Linked DNA regions of Mus musculus: all the other regions are linked to region 3. A link is a loop called in an ENCODE intact Hi-C map of the cell type or tissue named here. Cell type or tissue: left cerebral cortex. All regions are shown on one strand. Region 1 overlaps Dapk1 (death associated protein kinase 1). Region 2 holds the start of Gm35540 (a long non-coding RNA gene). Region 3 holds the start of Dapk1 (death associated protein kinase 1). Region 4 overlaps Dapk1 (death associated protein kinase 1). Region 5 has its middle 21 kb from the start of A530001N23Rik. Region 6 has its middle 29 kb from the start of A530001N23Rik.

Region 1 (4,000 bases), 77 kb after region 3:
AAGAGGAAAATGGCAGTTTAAGAAAAATGATGCATGGGGTTGGGAGATGGCTCAGTCAGTGAAGGACCTGAATTATATCACTAGAACCTACATCAAATACCTGGGTATGGCAATGTGTGCTTGTTAGCTCAGCAGTGGGGAGGCAGAGACAGCTAACCCTAACCCTAACCCTAACCCTAACCCTAACCCTAACCCTAACCCTAACCCTAACCTTAACCCTAACCCTAACCCTAACCCTGCGACTTGGTGACCAGCCAGCTTAGCCTACTTGGTGAGTTCTAGGCCATGGAGAGACCCATGTGTGGCAGTTTGAATAAGAATAGCTCCCATAGACTCAGATAGATATGGCCCTGTTGAAGGAAGTGTGACACTGGGGGTAGGCTTTGAGGTTTCAAAAGCCCATGCCAACCCAGTCTCTCTTCCTTGCTCTTGGCCTGTGGGTCAGGGTGTCGTTCTCCGCTATTGCTCCTGCACCCTGAGTGCTGCAGTGTTCCCAACATGCTCCCCACCCACTGTCACGATAATGAACTAAACTTCTGAAACTGCGAGCAAGCCCACAGTTACACATTTTCCTTTGTAAGAGTTGCTTCGGCCCTGCGGTGGTGGCGCACGCCTTTAATCCCAGCACTTGGGAGGCAGAGTCAGAGGCAGAGGCAGAGGCAGGTGGATTTCTGAGTTCGAGGCCAGCCTGGTCTACAGAGCAAGTTCCAGGACATCCAGGGCTACACAGAAACCCTATCTCAAAAAACCAACCAACCAAACAAAACAAAACAAACAAAAAAAGAATTGCTTCGGTCACAGCGCATCTTCACAGCAGTAGAACAAAGACCAAGAAACCATGTTTCAAAAGGAAAAAGAAAATAGTGGATGGTAACTGAAGTTATTCTGTAGCCTGCACACATACGTGCACACACAGAGGCATGCACACTTGCATACGTGTTCACCCACATAAATATGAACAAGCATATACACACAAGAAGTGTGACACGGGGAGAGAGGACACGCTTTCCTGTGCTGTAAAACCTGTGTGTAGAGATAATCCCACCTTTGATTCTCACGACTGCTCCAGGGGTCAGAATACTTGCTTCCTCTTCCTTGACCACCTCAGAAACTTGCTCACACCTGCTTCCACACTGAAGCTGGACACCTATGGATTGCCTTGTAGACTGCTGTGTGTGAACCGTTGTCCTCTCTTTTAGAGCCTTACGCTAGCGTGCAGGAACCAGTGTTGATCTCAACAGGAGTTCATGGAGAAGGTTGTATGGAGACTTGGCCCAGGCCTCCAGGCATACAAATGCTTCTTGCAGTGTGCCTGATATGAGTTGACTTCTATAGGAAAGGTGGCAGAATATATTTATAAAGGAAACCGTCTTAGTGCCATACAGGGCTTGAAAAAGTTAACTCTCTGTCCCCTCCCAGCCCCCCGACACCACATTGGTTTTCTGTTTTGTCATAGTCACTCTTCTGCTTTCATGCCATGCATATAACACATACTTTCATGCAGGCCCTCACCTCCTCCCTACCTCACACATTTAGACTTTACACGTGAGAGAGAGCATAAAATGTTTGACTTTCTGAGCCTGTCTTATTTTGCTTAGCATGATCTCTAGTTTCATTTTCCTGCCCGTGACCCAATTTTCCATTTTTTTAAAAAATATAGCTGAATACAACTCCTCTGTATGTATGCACCCCATTTCTTTCTCCGTTTACCTGTTGATGAGTGTCGAGGCTGGTACTGTGATTTGGCTGCTGTGATGATTGCAGTTGAGAATGTGGCTGCGCGAGTGTCTCTGTGGTATAATGTGGCATGATGACTTATGCATTCCTTGAGAGATGTCCCCAGGACTGACATAGAAGCTTTTTAAAAAAAATTATGCGGTGTTGCTGTGTGTGTGTTTGTGAGTCTGTTTGTGTATATGTGCATGTGTGTGCATGCATGCCTGTGTGCCATGTCAACGTGTGGAGGTCGGAGGAGAACTGGCAGGAATCATCCCGACTTCCGTCCTGTGCATACGGTGGATCAAGCTCAGGTTGCAGGTTTTGCACCAAGTGCCCTTCTCTGCTGCGGCCTCTTGCTGGAATAGTCGTTTTTTAAGGAGCCTCCATCCTGATTTTCAATGTAGCCTCCCAGGCGTACACTCCCACCAGCAATGAATCAGGGTTCCTTTTTGCCCACATCTTCATTAGCATTTGTGGCCACTTGTTTTTGGTGATAGCCGTTCTGACTGGGATGAGATGGAATCTTAATGTCGTTTTCATTTGACAGCCAGGGAAGGGTGTTGAACACATGCTCAAGTCTTTCTCGGACACTGGTATTTATACTTTCGGGAGCGGTCTGTTTAGCTCATTTGCCCATTTGTTGATTGTTTGATCTGTTTTATATTTTAGTTTTTAATTTCTGAGTTTGTTATACTCTAGATGATTGTCCCCTGTCATTTTTATAACTGGTGAAGATTCTCTCCCATCCTGTAAACTGTCTCTTCTGTTCCCTTCGTTGATTTTCATACATTTGAAGGAACGTTATCCTGGGTGCACAGCCTGGCCCTCCCAGACCCTCCCAGTTCCCATCTGGTGATTAGGGTGCTGAATTAGCTGTGGTTTACATCCCTCCTACCTCAGAAGGATCTCGTCTACTTCCCATCTATAAATACTGTGCTGTGTCCCAGTTTTATATTATAGCTATAAAATTAGCTTCAGGCTGTGTTGCTGTACACAACAGCCGCTCCTTGTTTGTAGCCACTGAGTGCTTGTACTGGGCTGTGCTGTGAGTGCTAAGTGTGCAACAGAGGGACGGGGGTGGGGGTGGAGAATGCAGGGCATGACGGTGCATGAGGTTGAGGCAGATGGGTCTCTGTGAGCTTAGCTTACCTAAGCACGACATTAATGAGACCCTGTCTAGAAAAATAAATAAATAAAAATAGAAAGAAATCTCATCGTGTCTAAATGTGTGAGTGATGGTATTTTACTGGAATAAAATGTGTTATTGAAGTTAGTCTGGCCTGTATTCTTTTGCTTTACTGAAGCGGGGACTACAGAATTTTAAACTGCACAGACCGTCTGCGCTTGTGGCTTATTGTGTATTTCTGTCAGGCAGCTCTGTCCTGAAGCCATTGCATTTATAGATGTTTGTCTTAAAACTTAAGTGTGTGTGTGTGTGTGTCCCGGTGACGAAGGCGGCATAGCTGTCCTCCATTTTCCTACAATGATATGGAGACAATATGGTTAGGCAAGTTTTCTAAGTAGATAACTGACACTACTGGGGCGTTGTATAGGTCAGTGTAGATACTGGATTAGCTTCACAGTAAGAGGGATGTTTCAGGGGTTTTGTTGTGTGAGATTTAACTGCATGTGTTTAAGGGAGTCAGAACGTGAATAAGTGCGGATTTCAATTCCATTTTATCCAGATGTCACTGACTGTTTTGAGTCAGTGAGATAGTGGCTGCACATCCTATCATCCATCCATCCATCCACCTCTCTATATATCTGTCTATGCATGAATGTATGTATGTATGTATGTAATCTATCTATTCTAGCTGTCTGTCTATCTATCTATCCATCTACTTATCTCTATATATCCATCTATCAGTGCATGCATGCATCCATCCATGTATGCATATTTATATGTGTATATATCTGTGTGCTGTCTATGTATGTATGTATCAATCCATGTATGCATGTATGTTTGTTTGTATTTATGTATCTGCTTGTCTGCTGTCTCTCTCTCTTTCTCTCTCTCTCTCTCTCTCTCTCTCTCTCTCTCTCTCTCTCTCAGACAAGGCCACTCGAGGCCCAGGATGATCTTGAACGCCACACCCTCCTACCTCCACTACTCTGAAGGGCTAAAATGACCACTGAGCTCTGTGTACACACTGCTGTGGTTGGTGTATACTAGGCAAGCACTCTGCACACTGACCTTCATCCCAGCACTGACGTCCAACATTCTAAATATGATTCCAGTGCCCCTGATACATGGCTTTCTGCTGTCTCTGTGCCTGTTTCC
Region 2 (4,000 bases), 83 kb after region 3:
TGAGACTGTCCCAGTAGCCAGACCCTGCAGTTTCTGTCCACCAGATCTTTACAGATGTTTTTCGTTCCCAGCCTCAGCTGTCTGTGTTCTGCTCCTGCTGTAACTGCTTTAATCAGCTGTCAGTCAGGTACCAACTTCACCGCTGAGCAGCTTGGTCTGCCAGCTGCTCACCTGCTGCTCACCTGCTTCCCTGTCGCCTATACCTCTGCCGATGCCTGCCCTTTTCTCTGTTTAATCAGTTTAGCCAACACTACTCGAGTAGGGAAAAAAAAAAGGACTACTCAGGACCAGTCTTTTATTGGACTTGATGCTGCAACACCAGGGGAGGCAGCCCACTCATCACAGAATCTAGGGAAGGTGCTTGGGCCAATCAAAGCACAGCTCGCATGCAAATGAAGGCTTGTTTTTGCACCAATCACAGCCTTGCCTCTAGTTTTTGTCACAGTTCCCTCTACTGGGATATGGGGGAAGTGTTCCCTCTCAGGTCTAGGTGGAAATGGCTGCAGGTTCATCCAGGCCTGTGTTAGCAAAATGTGTGATATAAACTGAAACGGGCTAGGCTGAGCCCGTGTCTTCTGAAGATGAACAATGAGCTGGGATTGTTGTGCAGTTTTCTTAGACACTGCAGAGAGTTCAGAATGGCTTTTGCTGGCAAAAGAGCAGTCTAGCTGGCTATTATTTGATGCACGGTCATTTTGTTTGTGGTCACGAGGGCAGCAAGGGAGATTGCAACAGCTAACAGCTAGGGCCTCAGATTGACTCATTCGTTTGCAGTAAGAACTTAATGATTTATCACGAATACTTAGAATGATTTTGATAGATTTTGACTGAGGTCAGTTCCTTGCTAAGACTCCAGGGGGAGGAGAGCATCCTTCTCTGCCACAGTTTGTCACGGTGACAGGAAGCAGGCTAACAGGCATCTCGTGTATGCCAATCCCTATTAGGTTGTCCGTTGCTACAAAACCCGAGCCATTTCCATTTGGCCTGTGGTGGCTCCTGTATCTGAACACTTAGTTCTCGGTTGATGACGTTGTTCGGGGAGGTTATGAACTTTTAGGAGGTGAACTCTTGCTGGAGGAAGTACATCCCTGGGTGTGGGCTTGAGACTGCATAGCTCCATCTCTCTGCTGGTTTACCCTTCTGCTTCCTGGTTGCTCTGAAGATGTGGTCTCTCAGCTTCCTGCTCTCTGGAACTGTAAGCCAAAACAAACTCTTTGTAAGTTGCTTTTGGTCATGGTGTTTTATCATGGCAACCAAAAAGGAATTCATACAGGGCCTGATCGTGGTCCTTGGAAGCTGCGGTAGATTCTTTACAGGCCCCGCCACAGTTGGTCACCCCAAGTCTCCCAGATGTCCTATGTCCCAGCGTCACTCTAGGAAGGTCACTGGGCTTGCCCAGCCTCCCCATTTTAGAGGTTGTCACAAACTTAATACACACTCATTGCTTTTGTTTTTCTCTACTGTTTAGCTTAAGATGTTTGTGCTTGTGGACACCCAGTTCCTCAGAGTAGGAATATTGTCAAAGCATCCGGTCTCCTGGCTGCGGAATTTACAGTTACCTCAGGGCTCTCACCATTAGCCTCGTGTGTTTAGGGATCAGATCGCTGGGGTGAGGTCGTCCTCCTGGCAGGCTTCCAGAGAGTTCTGCTTGCAAGGAGCCAGTGCCCAGGCTTTCAGGGAGCTCCGGTTTCTCTTTCAGTGATCTTCTTTCACATTTATCAGAGTGGCTCTCACTTCAGTAACTCCAGCAGGGACTCTGAGTGCCAGGCTTGCCTCGTGTGGCCTGAAGTGACCTGCTCAGCTCCTCCCTGCCTCTTACTGTCCGTCCCACCTGACTCACAGACCTGTAGACATCACAGGAAAGGACCTGGCCAGGAGCTCTGGAAAGGATTTGTACTGGCCATGCAGACAGCCAGTCAGCTCCTGCAGACCTGAGCCTGTGACCCCAGTGCCCAGAGCAGGTCAACAGAGCAGAGGCTTTGCATGTGGGTGCCTGAGTCTGCAGAGTTGCATTGACTCAAACATGGCTGACACACGCTGGCCGTGCGGCTAGTGCTGGCAGCCATGCAAGGCTGGGTGTACTTGAGTGTCTTCAAGTTACCCCTGCCTAGACTCTTTCCCACCCTGCACCTGACCTTTTCAGGGCATGATGAAACTAGTAGTTCTCTGTGGCACTCTCTGTCCCAAGCCCAGCTGTAAGAAGAGCACACAGGCAAACTCTTTCTACCTAAAAGAGAGGGAACAATGAAAATTGACGCCTTTGTTAGATCTGCCCACGGTTTCCAGAATAGAGCAGCATACACAGTAGGGGTTCCCATGATTTCTGTAAGCCATCCTCCCTTGTGTGTTGTGTGTGTATCTGTCCGTCTGTCTGTCCGTCCGTCCCTATGCTTGTGTGCCAGAGGAGGATGTCACATGCCCTGTGCCTTAGTCCCCTGAGACAGGATCACTCTCTGCCCTAGTCCCCTGAGGCAGGATCTATGACTGAATCTGGAACTCACTGTTTTTCCAGTAGGCTAGCTGCCCAGAAAGCCTCTATGAACAACTCCCCCACCAACCTGTTCAAACGCTGGGGTTACAGGCACCTGCAGCCACGCTAATGCTGCCTTTTCTGTGAGTGCTGAGAATCTGAGCTCAGGCCCTCGCGCTTGCACAGTGGTCTCACCGCCAAGCCTTTCCACAGCTCTTCCAGCTGCATCTTAGTCTGCTTTCTGAGCCCAGTGCCTGCAGCTAGCTCTGAGCTGCACAGCGGATGTCCGTCCATCCGTCTGTCCGTCCGACAGAGTTTGGTTTGGCTTCCCCTTCCCTCCAGCTGATGCCTCTCCATCTTGAATCTTGGCTCTAGGAAGAAATCTGGCTGTGTTTCCCTCCTTCTATTGGAATAAGGAGCTTCAGCTGAGCTCCTGGCAGGGTTCCACTCTCTCTCTTCATGCAGCTCTCTTCATGCAGACACATGAACCGTGCTCCCTTCTCTCACTTGTCCCCTGAGAGCACCCTGCTGAGTTCAGAGCAGATTATACCTTCTGGCCTAGTTAACTTTGTCCCAGTAGCTGAAAGGAGATAGAGTCACTGTGATCAAATAATAGGAAGAGCTCAAGGGATTAACATGGTGAAGTCAGAATAGTCAAACAGCCCAGATCCTGGTGGCTGGAATGCTACCTTGAAGCAGGAAGCCCCAGTCTCTGTTCATGTGATGTGGTCATGCCCACTGAATGATGGCGGAATGACGGTGACCTGCAGATGCGATTCCCCCCCCCCCCCACCACCTTTTTGCATTTTATCTTATTTTGATTTGAGATCAACTTTTATTTTTTAAAATGTTTTTATTTATTTACATTCCAAATGTTTACCCCCTTCCGCACCCTCCTCCAAGAGTTCTTCACCCCGTCCCTCCTCCCCTTTGCCTCTGAGAGGGTGCTCCCTCACCCCCCCCCCCCCCCCCGCTACACCCCCCATCCCCCTTCCCTGGGGCGTCAAGTCTCTGCAGGATTAGCTCAGATGCACTTTCTTTCTTTACAGGACATTTTTTGTGTTTTCATAAAACTCGACTTGGTGGTCAGTGTGACTCTAATGTGGAATTTCCTGTATTTGGAGAAAATGTTTGGAGTGTTGCTGCTTATTTGGTCCACTGGAGACCCTGTCTGGATTGTGTTAAGTGACATTTTGCCTCGACCTTTTGTTCCTTCTCTTTCGGCTTTAAGGAAAAACAAACAGATGAGCAGATACGGCTCCAGGCCTGCTTTGTGGGGTGAGGTCCTAGGGTTGATGCTATGCACAGCGAGCGAAGGTCCCACCACAGCTTCCCGCTGCGTACGATCCGTACATCCATTCAGTCTTGGAGCATTTAGAAGTTCTCTTGGCTTGAACTGTCTTGGATATCCCTGAAGGTTGTAAATTGCTGAACTGTCAGGACCTTATCTGAGCCAGTATTGTTTACTTAGGCAGTGAGGACCCAGGGCACAGGAGCCTAGCTTGGAGCAAACTAGCAGTGTAAGCTGGA
Region 3 (4,000 bases):
TATGTAATTGTGTAAAGATTCATTTGAGAGAATAATTTCTCCAGCCTTGACTTGGTGTGTTTTCAAAGTTACGTTTCCTTTAGCTTTTTCTAATTCCTTTAGCTTCTCACATTTTTCTTATATGGTGATAGAGTGCTGTATAAAAAAAATCACCCTACGATAATGACTTCACAGGACTTGAGCTAGAAGCCGTTAACTGTCTGGTGGCAGGATGGGTGGGTGGGTGGGTGTGCCCAAGGGTTAGGGCATCTCCTTAGCTCCTCTGATCTCTGACTTTACTGTGTAGTTCTAGGAGACACTGAGAGGCCATAGAGTATGGAGCCCGGGGAGGAGCTAATATTGGGAAGAAACCACCCAGTGTGGCTACCCCAGATTGTCTTAGGAAAACCAAGGAATTAAAGACTTTTTTTTTTTTTTCCAGTTTTACAAGACAGGGTTTCTCTGTGTAGCCCTGGCTGTTCTGGAACTCTATAGACCTGGCTGGCCTCGAACTCAGAGATCTGCCTGCCTCTGCCTCCCGAGTGCTGGGATTAAAGGCGTGCACCGCCACTCCCCGCTAAGACATTGTTTTAAACTATCACAATTGCTGCTTCGAAAAGATTTGCCTGAGTCAGTGCAGATCCCAGTGAGTGAGACCTCCAAGCCGGTTCAGCTGCTAGATGGGCTCATGAATATTAGATGAAAATTTATAATTCTCAATTCCATCCTACTTCTTCGTGACACCAGAAAAATGTCTTCTGATCAGCCCTAATGCCCCTGAGTAGATCCAGCCCTTTCAGTGGCCTTGGAAAATAAGTTACGCCGTGTTTTTCTTTCTTTCTTCTTCTTCTTTTTTTTTGGCAGATGTATTTATTTGCATGCTTCCCAAGTAAATCACCCTTCTATTTATTTGGTTGTTGTTGTTTTTGGTTGCTGTTGTTATTTTTATTGTATTTGTCAATTCTCAAGATCTTCTTGTATTGACTCTCCATCTTAGCACTTAGGCCAGTGGCACATTCTAATCTCCTTCTTCTATCGTGCCCGCTGGACTCTTTCCTTGGGCCGTTAGGAATACCTTTTTGCTGTTTGTGTTTGTTTGGAGATGCGTACTCCAGCCTCACCTTCAACTTTTCCTACAGCTGAGGCTGGCCTTAAGCTCCTGATCTTCCTGTTTTCTTCACCCATGTGCTGGAATTACAGGTGTGTGCTACCACTCCTAGCTGGAGACGGAGTTAAGATTAGGATCTGATACATTCTTTTGCTTCTCTTTGTTCTTTTAGGCCCAAGCCTCCACGGTTGAAAATATCTGTTGAATGGAGAGTTTGAGCAGTGGTGTGGATATGAACTCTTGGCAGGTTCACGGATGAACCTTGGCGATTCTAGGCAGCAGGATAGAATCCCCTTTAGGAACTTTATTAAGTCAGGAGCACGGGGAGAGAGACATAATGGTTTCACGGGTGGACCCAGAGTGTCTGCGCAGACTGGCCAGTCCTCAGCAATCCAATGCAAGGTAAATGGCTACTGTTCTGACTGTAAAACAAACAAGCAAACAAAACAAAGCGAGTGTAACTATTTTAATAAAGTTTTATTTAACCCGATAGGTCCAAAGCACCATCATTTTGACATGTAGCTAATATAAAGACACACATACGGCGATTTTCGTTCTTTTTTTTTTTTTTTTTTTTTTTTTAACACAGTCTTAAACAGTGTCTGGTGTGTATTGAAAGCTTAATACAGCTCAAGCTGGACTCGCTGTGTTTCAGTTGAGCAACCACAGTACTGACAGCCTGTGATAGTTCAACCTTTTTCTCCCTGGATCTCAGACATCTCAGCTCAAAACAAGCGGCGGGAGACGCCCCCTCTGATGAGGCCCCTGCTGTCCTCTCTCGGTTTTTGTTGTCAACACAGAAGAACAGAGCGACCTCATTTATAAGCTATTTGTTTGCTATCGTTTCCATCGGGGTGTGGGCGCCTCCGGGGCAGGACTTTATTGATTTCTGCTCTATTTTTTTTTTTTTTTTTTTTTTTTTTTTTGTGGTTTTCCAGGCACGGAGCACGTCGCCTGGCCCACACGGATCCTTGGGTTCACACTCTGAGAGGACGAAAGCCTCCGGCTTCTTCGAAGCGGGCGGCAGAGGGCAGCCGGGCGCCGAGTCACAGGTGGGGCGCGCGCTCGGTGCGGGCGAGTGGGTGTGTGCGGGGTGCGCGCGGCGGGGCGGGAGCGCGGACCGGGAGGAGCCGCGAGCGCAGCGGAGGAGGAGGGCGCGGAGGAGGTGGTGGCTGCGTCCCCGCGGGGCCGAGCTGCGCCCGACGCAAGGAGCGGAGGCCGCTCGGAGCTGCCGGGGACCTGGACCCGCCGCGGGGCTCAGGGCGCACGAAGCGACAGCTGCGGGACCGGGTGAGTGGCCGCCGCAGGCAGTGGGAGGAGCGGGAGGGCGGCCGGGGCGCCGGGCGGGGGAACAGGTGGCGGGGCAGGGCGCTTTGTGTCCCTTCCCCGAGCTGTCCCCACGTTGTCCGGAGGCGGAGGCAGGAGCCCGGGAACCGCAGGCACGGGGCTGGGGCGCGGCAATGCGGGGTGTGGGGGTCCCCCAGCCTAGACTTAACAAAGGGCGCGTGGCCCCTGCCCGCGGGAGGCCTCGAGATCGGGACCCAGCCCCTGGGACCCCGATTTTTTAGAGTTTACCGTCTCATTCTTCTCCCCATGTCTTTCAGAGGTCTGCGGCTTGGTGCATGAGGGGCTCGCAGCAGCGAGGCGGCGGTGGGGATGGTTCGGGCCGCGGAGCCGGAGTGGCCTGGGCTTTGGTGAGGCGTGACAGTCTATCATGACTGTGTTCAGGCAGGAAAACGTGGACGACTACTACGACACCGGCGAGGAACTGGGCAGGTACCAGGAAGGGGTGACGGAAGCGCGCGGTGTGTGTGTGGTGGGGGGCACTGCGCGATAAACAGATGCTGCTTAAACCGGGCATGTCCCTGACTGGCCCTTCTCTGAGATGGGCGGATAGCAGAGGAACCGGTGCCTAACCAGCTAAAGCCAGGGACCATGAATAAACTGCCTGATCTGAGGGGTGGAGAGGCAACCCACAGTGCAGTTACTGTGCACAGGGTATGGTCAGAATCCCTGGATAAGAACAGACTTCATTGTGTGCACTACTAACTCCTGTCAGCCTTCACCCTTTTGAGACAATGAGGCAAACGCAAAGATTCTAACTGCAACTGGAGGGACCACCCATGTGTGTTTTAAGCGGCGTACAAGTTAATTAATGGGCACTTAAACAATTCTCTCCCCTTGTGCTAATTTTCAGTGCAACACCAGCCAGGATTGGTAGGCAGGCGTGGAACTTGCCAGATGTTGGCCTTGGATTTTGAAACTTCTTCCAACCAGGAATTTAATTCCCGGCTTGGTTAGTGGTGGCTTCGGTGTCATTTATGGCGGCTGTCTAGATTCAGAGCGTACCAACACGCTGTGGGGGGTGCGATGCTGAGCAGAGTGTGTCAGTGTCTAGGTGCACAAAGAAGATTTCACTGGGAGCCCTTGACGAGTGCTGGGTATCCATTAGCCCACCGAGTGTATTGATCTCTGCTGTGTGCGCAGAGAGCCCAGTGTTCATACCTAGATTTAAAATTTGTCTTGTGAAATTTGTGTATTGGCATTGTGACAGAAGCAGGCAAACGGGCTTATAAACAAACGTACTTGCAATTACTCACACAGAGTGTGTATTGAAGTTTGTATTTTTCCATATATACCCCATGGCCTCATACCAAGCTTCTTTTTTAATTCATGGGCAGGGAACTGAAAAGGGGTGGGGGTGGGGGTGGGGGGGAAGACCTATTACCTAATAGGATTTTGAAAGATATCTAACCAAAACTTTGTAATAATCCAGACAGCCCAGGAAAGAGAGAGGTCTAAAGAGTTACTGTACAGGATGTGTGTAAGTTCAGTGTAGCCTGGAGGCATCGGTGGAGCCTGTGCAGAGGAAGACAATACTATTATCTTAAATCTTAGTAAGTAAATAAAAGG
Region 4 (4,000 bases), 89 kb after region 3:
CCTTGTCTCTCACAGGCAGATGTGCCTTATGTACCTGGAGCTGAACTCTGCTTCGGCAGCCGGCAGTTTCAAATGCACACCACGCATCCGTCGCTCACTATGGTTTTTGTCTTCTTCCTGATCCTAGAATGCTTGCATAGGCACAGTGAGGAATCCCCGGGTGGGACCCCCATAGGAGACATGGAATTCATTTGTTTCACATCCACCCCACACATGTGACCAGAAGATACTTTATGCAACATTGTTAATTTTCAGCATGAAACAAAGTTTTGTAGTGTGGAGTTTGCCATAGGAAGTGCTCAAAGATTTTGGATTGTGGATAGTTTGATGTTTGATTAGGGATGCCCAGCCTGTAGACTGTTTTTTCAATAGTTATACAAAGGCCGGTCACTTTTTGTTGGGGAGCTCCTTGGAGTATCTCCAAATTCTGGTTTTAATTAACTAATGCATTTTCAGAGAGAGAGAGGGGGGAGAGGGAAAGGGAAAGAGAGGGAGGGGGGAGAGAGGGAGAGGCATGACCTTAACTTTGTGTAGTTATCCACAAAGCCTTCAGAGTGCATCTTTCTCTCAGAGATTTTCCCTGGAAAGTCTGTCCCCCAGTGGGGTGTCAGCCTGGTGCGGTACATAGACATTACTGCAGCCACTGAGCTTGGGACTAGGATCGATGTGACATTCCTGCAGCTTTACCCACATGTGATAGATAAGCAATTTATAAAATGTTCCCGAGTGCTGTTTTTCTCATTGGTGGAAGGGATGACAGTCCTAGAGCGTTGTGGCTGTCCCTAAGGGGAGCTATGTCATGGTCCTTGCAGGGTTATGGGGACAATAATGATCAGGGTCGTGGCCAAATGCCATGTAGTAATAAGCTGGACAGGGAACCTTGATGGCAGTTATTTCTTATAAGCTAAGATTTTTCTCTTTTTAATAATATTTGTGGTTTAAAAAATATTGTTTTGTGTCTCTGTGTATATATGTGTATATATTTGTGTGTATACGTGTGTGTGTGTACGTATGTTTGTGTGTGCATGTACACACACAGCATGTGTATGAGTGTGTGCATATGTTTGTATGTATGGGTCAGGCATTGCCTTGAGTAGCTGTTGAACTTTATTATTTGAGGCAGGGTCTCTCCATGAACCTGGAACACACTGACTGGCTAAGCTGGATGGCCAGCAGGATCTGGGGATTTTCCTGTTTCCAGCCTTTAGTGCCAGGATTGGTGGCCACCTTGTTTAACTTTTTGTTTTAACACAGGGGCCAGGGATATGAAACCAGGTCCTCATGCCAGCACAGCGAGCGCTGGGGACCAACCTAGAGTCCTGCACTTGTTAGACAGGCGCTCTGTGGATGAGTCACATCAGCTGCCCTTCATCCCTGGTACTCTTTTAAAGTGTGGATATATCTCAGTACTACGTGTCTGTCCACCGGAGAGTTCATGTCCATTACTTGAATTAACTGAAATCGATCAATGACTGGTTATTGATTGAAATTAGTTAATCGGTTAATCAATTGAGAGGTTTTGTGTTAAATGCATTGGTTGTCCATCTCCAATTCTGTAGTACATTCCATTTTCAGGGAAATTTGTGCCTATTAATTAGTGGCAGGTGCTGGGCTGTCCCAGGAAATGAAGCTCTAGGTTCTTATGAGCCTGTTCACAGCATTTCTGCAAGTGTGCTGCATAAGCCTTTTTAAGTGCATTTCCATTTATAGGTCCTCATCTAATGCGTAGTGTCGCTTTACTGACATGGAACGCACAGTAACAGCTCCTTTCTCCGAGTGATGCTTTAACGGGTATGCCTGTTTTCTCTGTGAGGCCCATTAATCTTCTCAGCTTAATAAACAGCGCAGGAGGACATCTAAAATGGTGAAACGCCACAGAAAGCGGAAAAAAAATACAATGATGCCTCGTTCTCCAACAAACTAGACCAAAACCTGATGCAGAGTAGAGGACAGAGGGGTCAGTGTAAGAGCTCAGCTAAGAAAGAGGGAACCATATGTCACTTTGAAGTCCTCAGCTAGGATGTGCTTCCTAGCAACTCAACATTTTCTCTCTCTCTCTTTCTCTTTCTGTGTGTGTGCACGCCACACACACACACACACACACACACACACATGCTCACATCAAAGTGTTGCAAGGTGGCTGGAGAGATGGCTCAGCAACTGGGAACATTTTTTTTTTTGCTCTTGTAGGAGATCCAGATTTGGTTCCTGGCATACACATGGTGATTCAGAACTGTCTGTTCCAGGGATCTGATGCCTTCTTCTGGTCTCCATGGGTACCTCATGCATGAGGTGCACATGGCAGGCAAACACTCATGCACACAAAGTAAAATAAGTATGCCTTTTGTTAAACAGTGCCACAAGTATTGACGGGAACTTATGAGTAACAGTTAGCAGGAGACTTCACAGGACGGACTCCACACCGCTGTCTCATGAAAACTCAGGATGCCGTGTCCAGACTGTTCCCAAGCACAGAAGCCACACTTCATGCTAAGCTTTTGCTGGGCTAGCAGCAATCGCTAGTGCCCTTCCAGTTCTTGGTTTAATCTCCAAATTGGATCATGTTGTTATGCTGGGACCCTCGAATTAGAAGTATTTTCATAAGTCCCTTTTTACCTTTGATGTTGGTAGTTGGGCTGCTAGGGAAGAATTATCTTCAAAGTCCAAATTTGGGGTAGAAAGCAGGTGCCAGGAGAACCACGGTTGAGAGCTGGTTGCCAAGGAAGTAAAGGACCCTAGCAGCCATCAGCCAGTGACCCATTGGGCATTAAGCCTCTGCTACAGTTGCCTGTGATGAGCTGGGATGTGATGTCTAAATGGGAATGCCCTATAGGCTCGGGCCTTTGACCTCTTCTTTCCCTAATGGCGGAGCTGTCAGGAGGCTTAGGAGGTACAGCCCTTGCTGGAGGAAGTATGTCACCAGGCCAGGGCTCCGATGCTCGTAGATTCATTCTACTTCCAGTTTGCTCTCCCAGCTTTGTGCTCCAGCTGCCATGCCTTACCACCAAGTAGCTTTTGGTGATGGTATCTCATCACAGCAACCATAAGGTAACTAAGGTGGAAAGCTCCTTGTTTCCGGAGTCCATCTTTTAGTGAGGAAATGCTCCGGAGGAGATGACAGTGGGCCAGTGGGTATGGCCCAGAGCACCCAGCTGCCAGCACTGTGTGCAACCTGTGGCCCTCAGCTCTCAGAGCTGCAGTCTGTGGTTTTCTATCATAGCAGCAACATACCATGAGCAGGGACAGTGAGAAAGGGTGGAGCGATGATGTCAGGAAGGGTGGAGCCAGCAGCCACATTCAGCAATACAGCCTCCTGTGGGCATTTTCTTCTTTCTTTTGGTCCTTGTTAGCCCACCCTACTATCATCCCCCAAGGGGGACATTTGTGGAAAGTAGTATTTTGAGGGTAATATCACATTGTGTTGAGATGAAAGCAAGCACTATGCAGAAGTAATGTCAGCTTTTGCAGATTAGCAATAGCTGTCACTGGAGACTTGTGCTATTGTCAGGACTTCTAAACACTACATCTGTTAGAGCTTCAATTAAGCAGCTTACCCTTGCTGTAATTTGGGCATCCCAGTGGCCCATGCATGAAAGGTGTGGGAACCTCTAAGAGGTGGGACCCCATGACAGGTGTTTAGGTCATGGGGTATGTCTTAGGGTTTTATTGCTGTGAACAGACACCGTGACCAATGCAAGTTTTTTTTTTTTTTTTTTTTTTTAAGATTTATTTATTTTTTTGTATGTGAGTACACTGTAGCTGTCTTCAGACACACCAGAAGAGGGCATTAGATCCCAATACAGTTGGTTGTGAGCAATCTTGTGGTTGCTGGGAATTAAACTCAGGACCTCTGGAAGAGCAGTCAGTGCTCTTAACTGCTGAGCCACCTCTCTAGCCCCCAACCAATGCAAGTTTTATAAAGACAATGATAATTGGGACTGGCTTACAGGTTCAGAGATCTTATCATCAAGGCAGGAGGAGCATGGCAGTATCCAGGCAA
Region 5 (4,000 bases), 72 kb before region 3:
ACCTTGTGTGGTATGTTCAGACACGAGCCACTATTATAACACATCAGTGCCTACATAGAGCCTTCACCCCTACATGTTAGTGTTTTGGGGGTACAGGGAGGTAATCTTCCTTCCTTCTTCTGACGTGTGCTACTGAAGGAGAAACATAAACACCGCCCAGACACAAAACCTTTGCTCTACAGCGATGTTCTGCCTGCAAGATAGGCTAGTGCAACGGTGGTACAAAGTTTGTGGGAGTGAACAACCAGTGTATGGTTCCACTGAAGGCCGACTCTACAAGATGGAACCCAGGTCTGACACTGCTTGGGTGACCAAGAACCTGAGACTAAATAGCCCAAGAACGTAGGGTAAAACCAAATACTACTGTTGTAAAACAAACAAAAGCAAACAAACAAAACAAAAACAATAAAATGACTCCTAATGACATTCTGCCATACTCATAGATTAGCGCCTTGCTCAGCCATCATCAGAGAAGCTTCCTCCTTCAGCAGATGGGAGCAAATGCAGAGATCTATGGCGAGACATTATGCTGAGAGTGAGAGACCTTGAAACACTCAGCCCTAAACCAGATGTCTCTATCAAACCCCCCTCCCCCAGGCTCAGGGAAAGCCACTGAATGGTGCACTTTGCATATTCATTATGGCTTCAAGTTTAGTAGTATTTTTTACAGAAGTTTTGAGTATGTAAATGAGTGAGTCTGTTCCTTGTGCCTGCTCCTAGGATCTTTTCCTGGTTTTTTGTTTTGTTTTGTCTTTGTCCAATTCCAATGTGTTAGGTTTTTAAATCTAATTATATTATACTATCACATTTTATTATTATTCCTTAGATGCTTGTTTGTTTCCTAATGAATGACAGAAAGGGATGGATCCAAATGAGAGGGAAAGAAGAGCGGGGAGGAAGAGAGGGAGGGGAAACCATAATCAGGATATATGTGTGAGGAAAATTATACACACACACACACACACACACACACACACACACACATTCAGTAAAAGAGGGGGGAAGATGGTACTTCTCAGAGTTAGTATACCAGCTTCCAGAGACCCACTCACTTCACAGTGACTTCCCTGGTTGTCCCTTCATGTCTGTAGACCCGGGAAGCATTTCTGGGGGAGGGTGGAGATGGGGAGGAGGTTCTAGTACCCTTTCTCCATGAGTCCAGATAGCAAGACTGAACACTTTGAGGAGTCCCAATTCAAATCCCTGTGGTCCTTCTGGAGGTCCAGAGCTACCTGATTCCCAAACGTGAGAGGAGACAGATTTTTTGGCAGGAGATGTAGTAGAGATGTAGTAGAGAGAGGCTGCATACTTGGCACACCTGAGTTTCTCAGTGAGTAGCTAGTGAGCAGCCATCAGGGCCTGAGCAGGCAATGGTCCTGCAGCTACCTTGTTCAGACATAGGCTGACAACCACCTTGCTTGGCACCGCTGTGATTTCTAGCAGGTGAAGAAAGGTCAGATCTATGTGTTTAGGTGACAGGGGAGGTCAGGGGGTGACAGAGGTGACAGAGAAGTGCTATAAAGAAAACACTAGGAACCAGGGATGGAGGGGGCAGGGCATGGATTAGACCAGAGTGTCCTCATAGCTTTTCAAGCTAATTTCCAACTCAAAGCACAGGGAACAACCAAGCAAATTGGCCATAAATGATTAACTTCTAGACTAGAGATCATCTATAAATATAGGCAACAGTGACTGGAAGAGCCTAAGGCCAGCTCCAGCAACACTGGGGACATTAACAGTCTAGCCTTCTTCACATCCTTTTCCTCAAGGACAGGAATTGCCTGGGTTGGGGCTGTAGATCTCAAAGGCTGATTGTATCCCAGCTTTGAAAATGTGGCAGATTTATCAAAAGGGTCCCGAAGCTGGGATGCCAAAAACAAAAACAACACACTTACACACACACACATGCACACACACACACACACACATGCACACACACACATGCACACACACACACATGCACACACACACACACACACACACACACACACACTGAAGCTGCCGAGTGACTCCACGTTGCTCAGCCGGTCCTCAGCCACCAGAAGGATTCAAAGCAGATCTTAATTGGAAGGGCTGATTGAGATACAGAATGCAGACGCACAGCACATTAACCCCAGGCCTCTGCTTCCAAGCAGCTTGGTATCACAAGTATATTTTCAAATTGGAGAACAGCCCCATTCCCTGGGGAGTTCTTGTTTCACCAGACAAAGCCTAGCCAGAACTTCAACAAATAAAATGCAAATGAGAATGGAGAAAATTAATTAGAAACAAAGATCAGAATTTCTTTTCATTAACTCTTAAACACACACACACACTTCAAACTAGCCTTGAAGCATGCTAATTTGCTCAAATTAAAATGCAATTCACCACGTGGTTTCTTTGCAGTGACCTTGCAACCCTAAAATTAATGAACTGGTGAGCCCAGAGACGGTGGCTTAAAGGGTACTTTCCCCTCTGAAGTGGAAGGTCAGAGTAACATTAGGAAGCATGTGACTGGTCCAGGGTTGTAAAATATTCTTCCCTTAGGATGTGGGAAGCAAGCACACACTGAACAAGGACTACCTTGCAAGGTTGCTGATCTCTTTGGGATAGGCATTAAGTATATGATTCTGGAAATATGTAAAATAATTATTATAGTTTTATTTTACACCGCATCCATACTGACACAAACTCAGGGTCCTGTGGGAGCTTCCTCCCCTCACCCCACCATCAGGGTCTCATGTTCTGAACTGAGCAGGAGGATCACAGGTTCAAGGCCAAGTTAGGGAGATTTGGCCCCAAGATAAAATAAGGACTGCTATGTAGCTCAGTGCAGAGTACTTGCCCAATAACAACAAACCGTTGCATTTATATTTATAGATATACAAGCTTTTCTTTCTATTTTTTTCTTTGGTCTTCCTGGGGATAGAGATTCCACACAAGTTCTCTACAACTATACACACCTAATCCTATGGGCAAATTGTCCTGGATAGTTTTGTGCCAACTTGACACAGGGTAAAGTCTTCTGAGAGGAGGGAACTTCAATTAAGAAAAAGCTGCCATACGATTGGGCTATAGGCAAACCTGTTGGGCATTTTCTCAATTAGTGATTGATGTGGGAGGGCCCTGCCTAGGTCGGTGGTGCCATACCTGGGCCAGTGGTCCTGGTTATATAAGAAAGCATGCTGAGCAAGCCATGATAAGCAAGCCAGTAAGCAGCACCCCTCCATGGCCTCTGCATCAGCTCCTGCCTCCAGGTTCCAGTCCTGCTTGAGTTCCTGTCCTGACTTCCTCCAATGATGGACTATAATCTGAAAGTGTACGCCTAATAAACCCTTTCCTCTACATGATTTGATCATGATGTTTCATTGGAACAAATATATTTTAAATGATTGCTTTTTTAGGAGTACTTTGCCTGTGTGTGTGTATGATCAACATGGCCTTGTGCTTGCAGAGGCAAGAAGAGGCATCACATCTACTGGAACTGGAGTTACAGATGGCTGTGAGCCACCATGGAGGTGATGGGAACGAGACTTGGGTCATATGGAAGAGCATTCAGTGCTCTTAACCATTGAGCCACTTCTGCCGTCCCTGCAAATATTTCTTTAGACAAACTCTTAGGTGCAAAATTCCCTGATCGAAAAAACTAAATTGTGATAGATAGCCTATTTTTCTAAGGATTGGCAATTGGTGCTCTGATTACCACAATTTAATCTGAGCTGGTCCACAGAGGTTAGGACAGCTACTAGAAGGCCCACAAACAGGCATTTACCACAGAGAGGAAGCTTATAACAAATCAGTGCCAACAGAGTTGGATCTTATAAATCAAAGAGTTAGCAGGCTGGGGAGATGGCTCAGTGAGTGAAGGGTTTGCTACAAAAGCATGAAAACTTGAGTTTGGATCTAGCACCCACATAGAAGCTGGGATAACATGCATGCTTGTAATGCCAGCACTGCGGGGAGCAGAGACAGGACGATCTGTGGGGACTTACTGGCCACCAGTGTAGCCAAAATGCCATCT
Region 6 (4,000 bases), 120 kb before region 3:
TCTACAGCCTCTCTACTCAAGAGGGCTCCTGATACCTAGGGGAGACAGCCTCATTATGACACAAAGGCGGTTGGACACAGGTGCCTCTGGCTTCTTTCTCATCTCTAGCACTTGGAAGGCTTGTAAAAAAAAAATTCAGTGACTTGAAACTATAAAACCTGGATCTTCTTCATACCATAGACTGTACTCATCAGACAGATGTTCCAAGATTCCCAGTGGATGCCCCAAACCTTGAATGCTACCAAACCCTTACATACCAGGTTTCCCTCTATATATACACACATGTACAAAGCTTAAATAGAACAGTACTATCGCCCATTCATGAAACTTACATTAATATGACCCCAGTCTCTTGAAAGAGATAAGACAATATCGGGATGATGAGGACTGCAGACTTGTAAATGAGACAGACCACTGGGCAGCTCCTTCTTTAATTCTTGTGTTTGATTCCTGTGCCTCATGAGAAAAACCGTCATCATCTTTGTTTTACAAAACTGAATGTACCTGCTGCCTGTAACATAATGTTTTAAAGAGTATCTTGTGGCGTGACTCACCTGGCTAATTAACATATATAGTGTGCCTTGTGTTGCTTTCTATTTGTGGCGAGAACATGTAACACACGGGTTCCTTAGCATTTTCCAAGAACACATTACAGAGCTGGGTATGACTCCATGGCAAAACATTTGCTTAGCGTATTCTTAGTTCCAGGGTCAAGAACTGAGAACAGAATGTTGTCCAGGTAAGGTAGTACAAACCCACTAAAGGAGGGCTCCTTCTGGTTACAAGGGGGGCATCTCTGGCCTGCGTGGAGACCTAACATTTCGGTTAGCCTGTGTCAATCACCTAGCCAAGGGACCACCCTTCAGGAAGGCCATGTCACCCCTGGGATTCCCAAGATCCCACCCCTAGCTGCATGTCGCTTTATAAGTCTATCTGCTTTCTGAATCATTCAGAAAATCCTAGCTTCCCCTCCTCATTTCTGTCTCATGTCTTAGGATGCTTTGCCAGCACTTTGGGCTTCTTCAACATTGTGGTCTGCCTTACTCTTTTTCTAAAGCCTCCCTCTCTGCCATGTGGCTGCTTGTCCACATGGCCAACCGTGGTTTTCCCTTTCTCTCCTCAAGTCTTCTCCTCTCTGAAGATGCAGAGGTGACAGCTTGCCTGCTCGAAAGGGATGCTCTCTTAAACCCTGGTAAAACTGTCTCAAAGCCGTATGTGTTCATCCATTCTTAAAGTTTTAAAGGTTTTGAAAACCATGCGCAGGGCTATTTTGCCTGGATCTGTGTCTCTGTCTCACTTCAGCGTTTGGTACGCACAGGGGCTAGAAGAGGGGTCAGAGCCCTTGGAATCTGAGTTACAGACAGTTGTGAGCCATTATACACGTACTGAGACTCAAACCTGGATCCTCAGCTCCCAGTGCTCTTAACCACAGAGCCACTTCCTCGGCCCCCTTTTAAATTATTTTATTAAAGAGACTAAACGCCCCAAAGTACCATCTGGTAACCAAAGAGAGGCTTCCCAAATGCCAGTAACAATAGTTGGACACACCATACTCCTTACCACAGTCTTCGAGTTACCATGCGCAACGGTTCTGTTCACATGTTCACATGTAAGATTTCCATACTCGCCACTGATTTTCTGAACATCGGTGAACTCTAAGGGTATTCCTGAATGTAGTCTGGGAGAAACCGAGTCATCATTACACTTTGACTTTATAATAAGAAATCAAACTTCTGGGGCACCTGCTCTGCAGGACCATCGTCCATCTCCGATTTATAATACTGTTGTCCATAAGATGGGGCCAAAGAGCCACAAAGCGTAACACCCCTCTGGAAGAACCAGGCTGCTTCAAGGGCTAAATCCCTCCATTTTCTGGAAAAAAAAAAATGTGACAGAGATGGGGTGGGGCGGGGTGGGGGACCCCTGAACTTGGCTCCCGTGGGTCTGTCTGTCTTTCCTGTTTCTACCACCCAACTGACAGTCCACAAGGGTGAAAATGGATACGGAAACTGTTTCACCTGGAAGGATTTCTGCCAATTTTTTAAACACAGAGAACCACAGAGAAAGTAAACGAAGAGGCTCCAATGCGCGAACAACTGTCAGTGGTATTTACGAGGGAATAAAGCTCCGGCCATCACAAAAACCCAGATTGCCAGAGCTCTTGATCGCCGGTTTTAATCAAAATGCAGCCAGCTGCCTGTGTTTAATGTTAATTGTGGAGTTCTGTATCTCAGCCAATCACTGCACTTCTGAGCTGGCACCGTGACAAAAACAAGCCAGACACCAAATTCTTATCCTGACTCATTTGGCTGAGGTGGGGTAGGGTGGGGTGGGGAGGGGTGGGGTGTAAATCACTTACAGGTCTGGTCAGTGTTGGTATGAAGGACTTAGCTGGTTTTGTAATGCTAAACAACCTCTATGCCTGACATTTTCTTTCCGTCTTCAAGATGCACCTGCAGTGCAGTTAGAAACCTACAGAACCCGCAGTTCGCACTTCCTGCTACCAAAAGGCCATGTAGCATCTTCGTGAGATAATGTTTTTATGTTGGGGTCCACTATTGCCCAGAGAAGCTGCTTTGCTTTGTAGCTTCCTCTACTCCCTGACCAGTGCCCTGGGTTGTAATTTAGAGAAGTTTCCCTTTTCTCTCAGATTGCTTAACACTCCAAGCACCCAGCCAATCCCCACCCCCACCCCCACCCCCACCCAGCGGGAGGGGTACCTCTGGTCTGGAAGGTAAGCAATGCAGATGAGCTGGAGTGAATGGAAATGTCCAGCAAGAAAAATAGAACCCCTTTCCAACTTCCCACAGTCCTGTCCTCTCTCCTCATCTCCATAAATGGTTGGTGAAATAGATGTCTTCCTGACAGTCTCTAAAGGAGCTGCGGGTTTCTAGAGTTACCTCAGGCACGTGGTGAGTGCACAACGAAACCTTCTACAGCCTTGAGCCGGACTCAAAGAGATCTGACAATGCAAAGACAGTGTCAGTGATTGGCCGCGATGCTTAGCAACTAGTTTGTCCCTCTCTGGTCTTTTACATATAGACTGTAGTTAATATTTAAACAAATGTAAGCAGACCCACGGGTTGATTAAATTAAGTCTTCTCCAGCTCGATTTACATAACTTGCAGTAATCAGAACGGGGAGAGAGAGAAAGTGGAACTGGGCAGAGAGGTACACTTTGCAGTCGTTTGGAATCAGGAGTAATTGCAGCGAGCTTCTAAGTTCTGCTGTTATTGAAGGAAGGCCCAATTGGCTGAGGCTAACTGTAATCTCAAAATATTAACAGATGTGAGTTGCTGAGCTGGCAAGTTAAAGTCTTAGATAAACAAGCAGGAAAATTATAAACAAGAAGAAAGAAAAGCTGGGTTAAAGACCTGAAAACCTCATGGAGATTCACCGTGCCACTGGGTTCTAGCCTAGCCCCCGGAAGTACATTCATTTAGCCAGTGCTAACTTTGTTTTACCGCAGAAGCCGACTCTCTTTAAGACAACCCCCATCACTCCAACCCTGCCTGCATGCCTTTATACAGGACTAATCCACCATACAGGGCAACATCAGACGCCCTGCTGTCTCTTTGCAAATTGGACAGCAGCACACACCTCAGTTGTCTTAAATTGTACCTTTCCAAGCTGTTCCCTGATCACCTGCGGTCTCAGGGACAAGAAAGAAAAGAAGCCACGTGGCGGGCACAGTGCCACTGCCGGCTACTTCATCCCCCCACCCCCAGCTCACAGCGCCCGCGCGCCTCCACTACTTCCCAGGAGTTTCTCAGAAACGGAAACAAAATTAGCCCTAAATGAAGCACCTTGACTGGAGCAAAGAAACAAAGGCCAAAGGTGGAAAGCAGGAAGGATGAAAGCAGCGACTTCACCGGCCTTGGACGGGTTCAGTAGGAGTTTGAGGTTAAGTAGACGTGGATAGTTGATGCAAAAGCTGCTGCACAGTCTTCTCGGTCCTGCAACATTCCGGTCTCCCAGCAACCCCCAGGGGGGCAGCCTT

The links. Hi-C counts contacts between places; a loop is a spot of excess contacts. Peaks named below come from ENCODE experiments on the same cell type or tissue, not always from the same donor. Only the 100,000 strongest peaks of a DNase experiment are listed, where the experiment ranks them.
Region 1: a loop joins it to region 3, with 3 times the contacts of the local background. A loop is called at or near these places in 9 of 42 quality-filtered maps.
Region 2: it touches region 3 in a loop (2.7-fold over the local background); 11 of 42 quality-filtered maps call a loop at or near these places.
Region 4: a loop joins it to region 3, with 2.4 times the contacts of the local background. A loop is called at or near these places in 8 of 42 quality-filtered maps.
Region 5: a loop joins it to region 3, with 2.0 times the contacts of the local background. A loop is called at or near these places in 2 of 42 quality-filtered maps.
Region 6: it touches region 3 in a loop (4-fold over the local background); 16 of 42 quality-filtered maps call a loop at or near these places.

What each region holds. Positions count from the first base shown.
Region 1 is chr13:60,676,441-60,680,440 of GRCm38, forward strand. All of the region lies in intron 2 of Dapk1 (death associated protein kinase 1), which reads left to right. Among named protein-coding and RNA genes, the nearest start is that of Gm35540, 7.5 kb to the right of the region's middle. In left cerebral cortex, no CTCF peak of the experiment used is centred here; DNase peaks (open chromatin) are centred at 1,810, 2,128, 2,659 and 3,017; H3K27ac peaks cover 1,695 bases.
Region 2 is chr13:60,682,502-60,686,501 of GRCm38, forward strand. The region is part of intron 2 of Dapk1 (death associated protein kinase 1); the gene reads left to right. Gm35540 (a long non-coding RNA gene) reads left to right here and starts at 3,465. Exons shown (of 2, transcript XR_382548.1): 1 at 3,465-4,000. In left cerebral cortex, a CTCF peak has its summit at 825; DNase peaks (open chromatin) are centred at 457, 1,688, 1,965, 2,443 and 2 more places; H3K27ac peaks cover 2,289 bases.
Region 3 is chr13:60,599,734-60,603,733 of GRCm38, forward strand. It overlaps Dapk1 (death associated protein kinase 1), which reads left to right and starts at 2,214. Exons shown (of 26, transcript NM_029653.3): 1 at 2,214-2,377; 2 at 2,692-2,863. The coding sequence starts at 2,802. In left cerebral cortex, a CTCF peak has its summit at 2,109 (motif pointing right); DNase peaks (open chromatin) are centred at 1,870, 2,183, 2,926 and 3,398; H3K4me3 peaks cover 2,317 bases; H3K27ac peaks cover 1,693 bases.
Region 4 is chr13:60,688,917-60,692,916 of GRCm38, forward strand. The region is part of intron 2 of Dapk1 (death associated protein kinase 1); the gene reads left to right. Among named protein-coding and RNA genes, the nearest start is that of Gm35540, 5.0 kb to the left of the region's middle. In left cerebral cortex, a CTCF peak has its summit at 2,276 (motif pointing left); DNase peaks (open chromatin) are centred at 1,761 and 2,228; H3K27ac peaks cover 1,018 bases.
Region 5 is chr13:60,527,419-60,531,418 of GRCm38, forward strand. No RefSeq gene overlaps it. Among named protein-coding and RNA genes, the nearest start is that of A530001N23Rik, 21 kb to the left of the region's middle. In left cerebral cortex, no CTCF peak of the experiment used is centred here; a DNase peak (open chromatin) is centred at 2,148.
Region 6 is chr13:60,477,360-60,481,359 of GRCm38, forward strand. No RefSeq gene overlaps it. Among named protein-coding and RNA genes, the nearest start is that of A530001N23Rik, 29 kb to the right of the region's middle. In left cerebral cortex, a CTCF peak has its summit at 1,794; DNase peaks (open chromatin) are centred at 1,154, 1,792, 2,221 and 3,679; H3K4me3 peaks cover 483 bases; H3K27ac peaks cover 345 bases.